2 separate regions of the Homo sapiens genome follow, and region 1 is linked to region 2. Evidence: chromatin contacts called from ENCODE Hi-C data. All regions are on one chromosome and are shown on one strand. The core of a region is the stretch at or near the end of the contact, and the rest is flanking DNA. Distances in the headings are between cores, read along the strand shown.

What was found. Hi-C counts contacts between places; a loop is a spot of excess contacts on that map. Pooled maps may share reads with other maps.
Region 1: a pooled map shows a loop between it and region 2 (2.8-fold over the local background). The contact joins the enhancer-like site here to the promoter of SYAP1 in region 2. A Hi-C loop is called at or near these places in 3 of 50 pooled maps.

What each region holds. Positions count from the first base shown.
Region 1 is chrX:15,464,134-15,467,136 of GRCh38, reverse strand. All of the region lies in intron 3 of PIR (pirin), which reads left to right. All of the region lies in intron 2 of PIR-FIGF (PIR-FIGF readthrough), which reads left to right. Among named protein-coding and RNA genes, the nearest start is that of PIR-FIGF, 26 kb to the left of the region's middle. Within about 2 kb of position 1,654, at least 2 of the 41 ENCODE cell types and tissues checked have a DNase peak (open chromatin) inside an H3K27ac peak, as active enhancers do.
Region 2 is chrX:16,718,160-16,721,412 of GRCh38, reverse strand. It overlaps SYAP1 (synapse associated protein 1), which reads right to left and starts at 1,801. Exons shown (of 9, transcript NM_032796.4): 1 at 1,514-1,801. The coding sequence starts at 1,688. RefSeq lists an enhancer at 1,932-1,991.

The sequences.
Region 1 (3,003 bases), core at 405-2,904, 1.3 Mb after region 2:
ATATAAGATGCTATTCATCCATCCATCCATCGATTGATTGATCAATTCATTCATTCATTGAACAAATCTTCAGTGCCAGCTGTATGCTAGGCACCATAGTAGCTAAGTTAAAAAAGTCCCTGCCTTCATGGGGCTTACATTCTCTTAATGAAGACAGACAATAAATGAATAACAAATAATTACATAATATAGTGTCCCATGGTGAAAAAGCTAGGAAGAAGAAACAAACCATGGTTGGAGGATACAGAATTGATTGATAAATTAGACCAGATGGGCTGGTTGGAGGTGGCCTTTCTTAGGCAGTAACATTTGAACAGAGGCCTGAGTGAAGCGAGGAGGTGAACTATGAGACTGTTGGAGGGGGTAGGGGGAACTATTCCAGGAAGCGTGAATGAAGATCCACGAATGGGATCTCTGCCCACGGAGCTGTGGTAGCTGTGCCAACTCTAGGACTTACCCATCACCTGTTATGGGCCAGGTGCTTTGCACACATTACTCACTTAGTCCTTACCACTCTCGGAGAGCTCACCTCCCAGGTCTATGCTGTACATGAGGAGACTGAGCCTCCAAGAAGTGAAGGGACTTCACCCTGCATACCAAACCTGGTAAATGGCAAACCTGAGGTTTGCACCAGAGCCCCAAAGCCGGTGTAGTTTTTGGAGGCAGGGCCACACCTGCAGGGGGCAGAGTGGCGGGAGTCTCTGAAGCACTGGTGCTTCTGCAGGGTGGTGGCAGGGAAATGTAAGGCAGGACCTGGTAGAGCTTTAAAATACTCGGATTTATCCATTGGCCGAATACCTGAACCGTGTTGGTTATCTTTTCCTTTTTGTTAAAACCACCTTTTGGAACTTGTGAAGGTGCGTATGTGGGGTTGGGATTGGGTGAGTCAATTTAGTCAATTGGGTGATTTTCCCGGTTTCTACTCAAGTCATGAAAACATTTTTGTAAAATAACTTGAGTCCTTAATTGTATGGATTCAGACATCCTTGAAGACCAGTTAGCAGCTTCTATTATGCAATATGTTCCTTGCTGGCATCTCTCATCAGCCATGACCTCAACTCGTGTTTTGTTTTGTTTTTCTCTTTTTCCTACCAAGCCACTAGTAGACAAAAAAAAAAAAAAAAAAAAAACAGCCACCATTTTAAAGCAAATGGAAATTAAAGGAAAACATAGTTTTCCCTGTAATATAAACATTTTGCTTTAAAGAACAGGTCTTGCATCTTATTCCCAAACACTGAATGAGGTACTCAGACTCTGCCTTCTAAATACCAGCCAGAAAGAAACAACAAACTATATTATCTCTTGCGTTGTAATTCTTCAGAATTAATTTATAGCTCCTTGAGGTACACCTTTCCTAAACTTCACATGGCAAGTGACACTTTTCTTTCATCACTATTGTGTGTTTTGTCTTTCTGCCCCCAAACACAAACACACAAGGAAATAAGAACTGACAAGGAAGCAAAAATATTTAGTAAAGACCCACGGAAAGAATTAGAAGGAGGAAAAGAGGAAGCAGGACCAAGAAGCACGTCAAGTGCTTTAAGAAAACACCTGTTTCAGATTACAAATTTCTTACTTAATTAGACACATGCAACTCTTGAGTTTAAACATAACACTCACAATTCGTCAGCCACCCACGGCAATTCTCCAGGTGTTTGTGATTATGTAATGCCCTAAAAAATCATCTGGATTGTGTCAACTCTCAGAAGTACTGCTTCAGTTTTTTAAAAAATCCTCTACAGACATTAATTTATATGTAAAGTCTCAGTCTAGCATTTACACTACTTAGCAAAAAAACAAATAAAAGGTTATAATAAGTAAAAGGTCAGTGGTTTCCTTGGTTTCTGATTTTTTTTTCCCCAAAGGCTGAAAGTATGTTTTTTGCTTCAAGTAGTAAAAGATAGGCATTTTGAATTCAATAAAACTTCATTGACCAGACTTCTCTAATTCAGATTTTATGATATTTAGGATAGGAGCAACGAGGTTTAATTGTATAACCAGGGAAAGGAGCATCCACACTGCAAAAGTAGAGGAAAGGGGGGATAACTGTTTCCTGAATCTTTTTAAAAAAGTGTTGAAATTGCTTCCTAAAATCAAATTTGGAAAAAAAAATCTTGATGTCCACTTAGATTTTTCATCCTTAAATGAGTCATACTCACCACAATTTACTTTTTAAAGTTGCTTGACATATTTTTAGATGGTTAGCAACCTGAAAGCCCTTAGGCTTGGATAATTGAAAAATATTTGGGGATGGAAAAGAATATGATTTGAAAGGGACTCCTTTGAGAGCCCAAAAGGGAGCTTCAGCCCAAACAGAATGGAGATTGCCTTTCTCATGCAATTATTTTAATTAAAAATGCATGTGCAGCAGGAAAAGCAAAGCAATTCTAGACACCACTCCTTATAGTTTGGCTGATTGTTTGAAATCTGGAAGCTTTTGTTTGTCCTCTTAAATTTTTAAGCTTTGTATTAGATCCTAAATGCTTTGTTCCTATTCTGACATAAGCGCTCTCTATAAAAAATGCAGGTCTTTTCCACACAGTAACACATGTTAAAGTCGGAGCTGCATTGTCCTACATGTAATATGGAGCTACTCTTCTGATTCTTAGTGTTTCTCCTTGTGTCTCACTGCCTTTCTATCCAGCCCCAGTTCACCTAAGCAGGGAACAAGATATTCATCAGCGTCTATGTAAAATAAACTATATCACTTACTTTCATCCACTGATTAGCGGCAGCATCTTTCTTTTTTCCAAAACAAAAAAGTTGTTTCCATTGTATAAAAGTCAATTAATTATTACAGAAAATTCAAACTGTCAGAAAAATGGAAAGAAACATATCTGAAATTCTACTATCTGGAGATGACCACTGTTCACATTGTGATGTATGTTCATCCGGGCACCTCCATGCATACTAACACAACTCGATAATTTTATTTAAATGAGTCCATTTAAATACATTGTTTTATTTGTCCCCTTTAAATAGAATTGCTGTTCTGTAACCTGC
Region 2 (3,253 bases), core at 552-3,051:
TAAAAATACAAAAATTAGCTGGGCGTGGTAGGGCATGCCTGTAATCCAAGCTACTGGAGAGGATAAGGTAGGAAGATCACTTGAACCCTGGAGGTGGAGGTTGCAGTGAGCCAACATCGTGCCACTGCACTCCAGCCTGGGCGACAGAGTGAGACCCTGTCTCCAGAAAAACTGTTCGGCCCTTTCTTACTCAAATATGTGTTTATCTACTCTCAGGCTGCTCTCCTCCCACATCCCTGTCTCCACCCCCATCCCCCCACCCCCATCTTTTAGTAGATTCTTCAAATGTTGCTGAACTTAGTATCTACCTTTGTTGCAGTTCTCTCACTTGTAGTGCTGGGCTGCTTTAGGGCTCACCTCCTCAAAGATGCTTTTTTGTTTTGTTTTGTTTTGTTTTTTTGAGATGGAGTCTTGCTCTGTCACCCAGGCTGGAGTGCAGTGGTGCGATCTCAGCTCACTGCAACTTCCACCTCCCCAGTTCAAGCGATTCTCCTGCCTCAGCCTCCTGAGTAGCTGGGATTACAGGTGCCCGCCACCACGCCCGGCTATTTTTTGTATTTTTAGTAGAGACGGGGTTACATCGTGTTGGCCAGGCTGGTCTCGAACTGCTGACCTCATGATCCGCCCACCTCAGCCTCTCAAAGTGCTGGGATTACAGGCCTGAGCCACCATATCCGGCCTCAAAGATGCTTTCTGTGATCACTGAAGCCCACCATGGTCTCTCCAGAAATGAGAATTACTACAGCATGTGTTTACTCCACGTCTATTATCACCTGTCCCCCAACCCCTGTAGACTGTAAACTTGGAAAGAGCACGGGCTTTAAAATGAGAAAGATCGAAGCTCAAATTCCACTTCTACCACTCACTATCAGTATAACTTTGGCCCAATAACTCTGGGCTTGTTCCCCCAACTCACTGGGGGTGTTTAACAGATGAAATGGGATATCTTTCATAAAACATCTAGTACTGCAACTTGCGTATAGCAGACAGTTGGCATTTTCTCTCCCTCCTTAAGGAAAAAGGTCTCTGTACCTAAAAAGCATTTGACCGGGGCAGACATTGACATTCAGTAACTGTCAGTTTACTTCAGACAACACGTTCTGACCTAGGGGCAAAAAATTATTTTTTCAACCAATTCAAGCTCGCCAACTATCCCCGATCTGGGGGGTGTAAATGAAGGTTTTCGAGTTGAACAAAAAAGATTCCTTGTCAAACCTGAAGACGTCGGGTCACACTGCTTGACTGCATACCTGATTCCAATGTCTGCAAACTTTGTAGACTTGTCACCAGGAACTTCAGGGACAGGACCTGACTGCTAGATGAAGCTCTGGCCTCGTCCAGATCCTCACCAATCTCTCCCGACCCGGAGAGGACTGACCGACAGACACATCTTCCTCCCCTGCCTCCCACCTCGGCCCCCTCATCCCCCAGCCAGTCGGGCCCGCGCCCCAGGGCCGTCCCAGAGGAGGAATGCGCCCCCCCCTTCCCGGTCCCAGAGCCAGGGTAGACTCACTGCCGAAGTCTTTGGCCTGGTGGAGGAGCTCCTGGTCTCCCGCTTGCTGCAGCTCCTCCTCCGCAGACTCAGCCACCGTCTCGGACGGCTGCTCGGGTGGAGCATCTCCATTGGGCTGCCCACCGCCTGCCACCGGCTGCTGCAAGCCCAACCAACTGCTCAAGCCCCGGAACATCCCGCTCGCGGGCCGCCGCCGCGGTCCCGATCCCCAGAGACCGCAGCGAGCACTGGTTGCCTTTGACTCCACTCTGCGCGACTCCCAGGGAGATGTCCGGAAGTCGGAGGAACACCGCAGCCGCCGCAGCCCCGCCTCTATGACGACTCCGCCGCGGCCGCGCAAGCGTCACTTCCGTCCAAAGGCTCCGCCCCTGGTGACGTCAGTTGTGACAACTGTTTTGTGCGCGTGGATAGGGGACAAAGAGCTTTCCCAGCGTAGCCCTGCCTTCCCTCTTTTCCTCATTCGCCAGCTTTGTAGGTGACTGACCTAGTAGGCATGTGGACGGTGTCTTTGTCACAGTCCTAGCCAGTCCCATTTTAAGATTGCCTCTAGGCAGCTTGGCTGGTGACTTAGTCTCGCCTTTTCAGGTCCCGCAGGGCTGCGTTCCCGCAGAATTGGATGTCTTTAGCCTCCTCCTGAGCCCAATTCAAAACTAACCCAAAGCCGCCAAGCCCAACAGGGAATAAGAGGACAGAATAAGGTGTTAAACAACACAATGGGATGCTGTCAGCAGAATCTAGACTATGAGAAGCCACAGGACAGACAACCTTGTTTCTTCAAATAAATTGCAAGGAAGAGAGGAGTGTGGTGGGGAACCTATAGATTAAAAAAGACTTAAGAGATGTAACACATGGCCCCTTGTGCATTTTATTAGGATCCTAATTCAGCAAACACATTGAAAAAAATAGTATGATACTTATTATAAGAACTGGAAATTTGGACACTGGGTAGTTGATAAAATTAAGGAATTGTGAAATTACAAAATTTTAATTGTGGTAAAATACACAAAATTTACCATCTTAATATGATTTACCATCTTAACCGTTTCTAAGTGTACAATTCAGTACTGTTAAGTACATTTACATTGTTGAGCAATCAATCTTCAGAACTCTTCATCTTGCAATTAAAAGAATGAAAAATAGTCCGAGTGCGGTGGCTCACGCCTGTAATCCCAGCACTTTGGAAGGCCGAGGCGGGAGGATCACAAGGTCAGGAGTTCGAGACCATCCTGGCTAACACGGTGAAACCCCGTCTCTACTGAAAATAGAAAAAAATTAGCCGGGCGTGGTGGCGGGCGCCTGTAGTCCCAGCTACTAGGGAGGCTGAGGCAGGAGAATGGCGTGAACTCGGGAGGCAGAGGTTGCAGAGTCCATTCTCAAAAAAAAAAAAAAAAGAAAAAAGAAAAATAGAACTTCATCTTGCAAAACTGAAACTACCTATGAAACAACTCCCCATTCCTGTCCTTGTCATCCCCCTCCTCCCCCCATTCTACTTCTTGTCTCTATGGATCTGACTAGATACCTTAATATAAGTGGAATCATTCAGTATTTGTCTGTAACTGGCTTCTTTCACTTAGTATAATGTCCTCAAGGCTGTGTCAATTTCTTTTTAAGAGTGAATAGTATTCCCTTGTATGTATACACCACGTTTTGTTTATCCATCTGTTTATCCACCGCACATATTGAGATTTTACCAAAGAAATGATACCATATCTGGGCCAGGCGCAGTGGCTCACGCCTGTA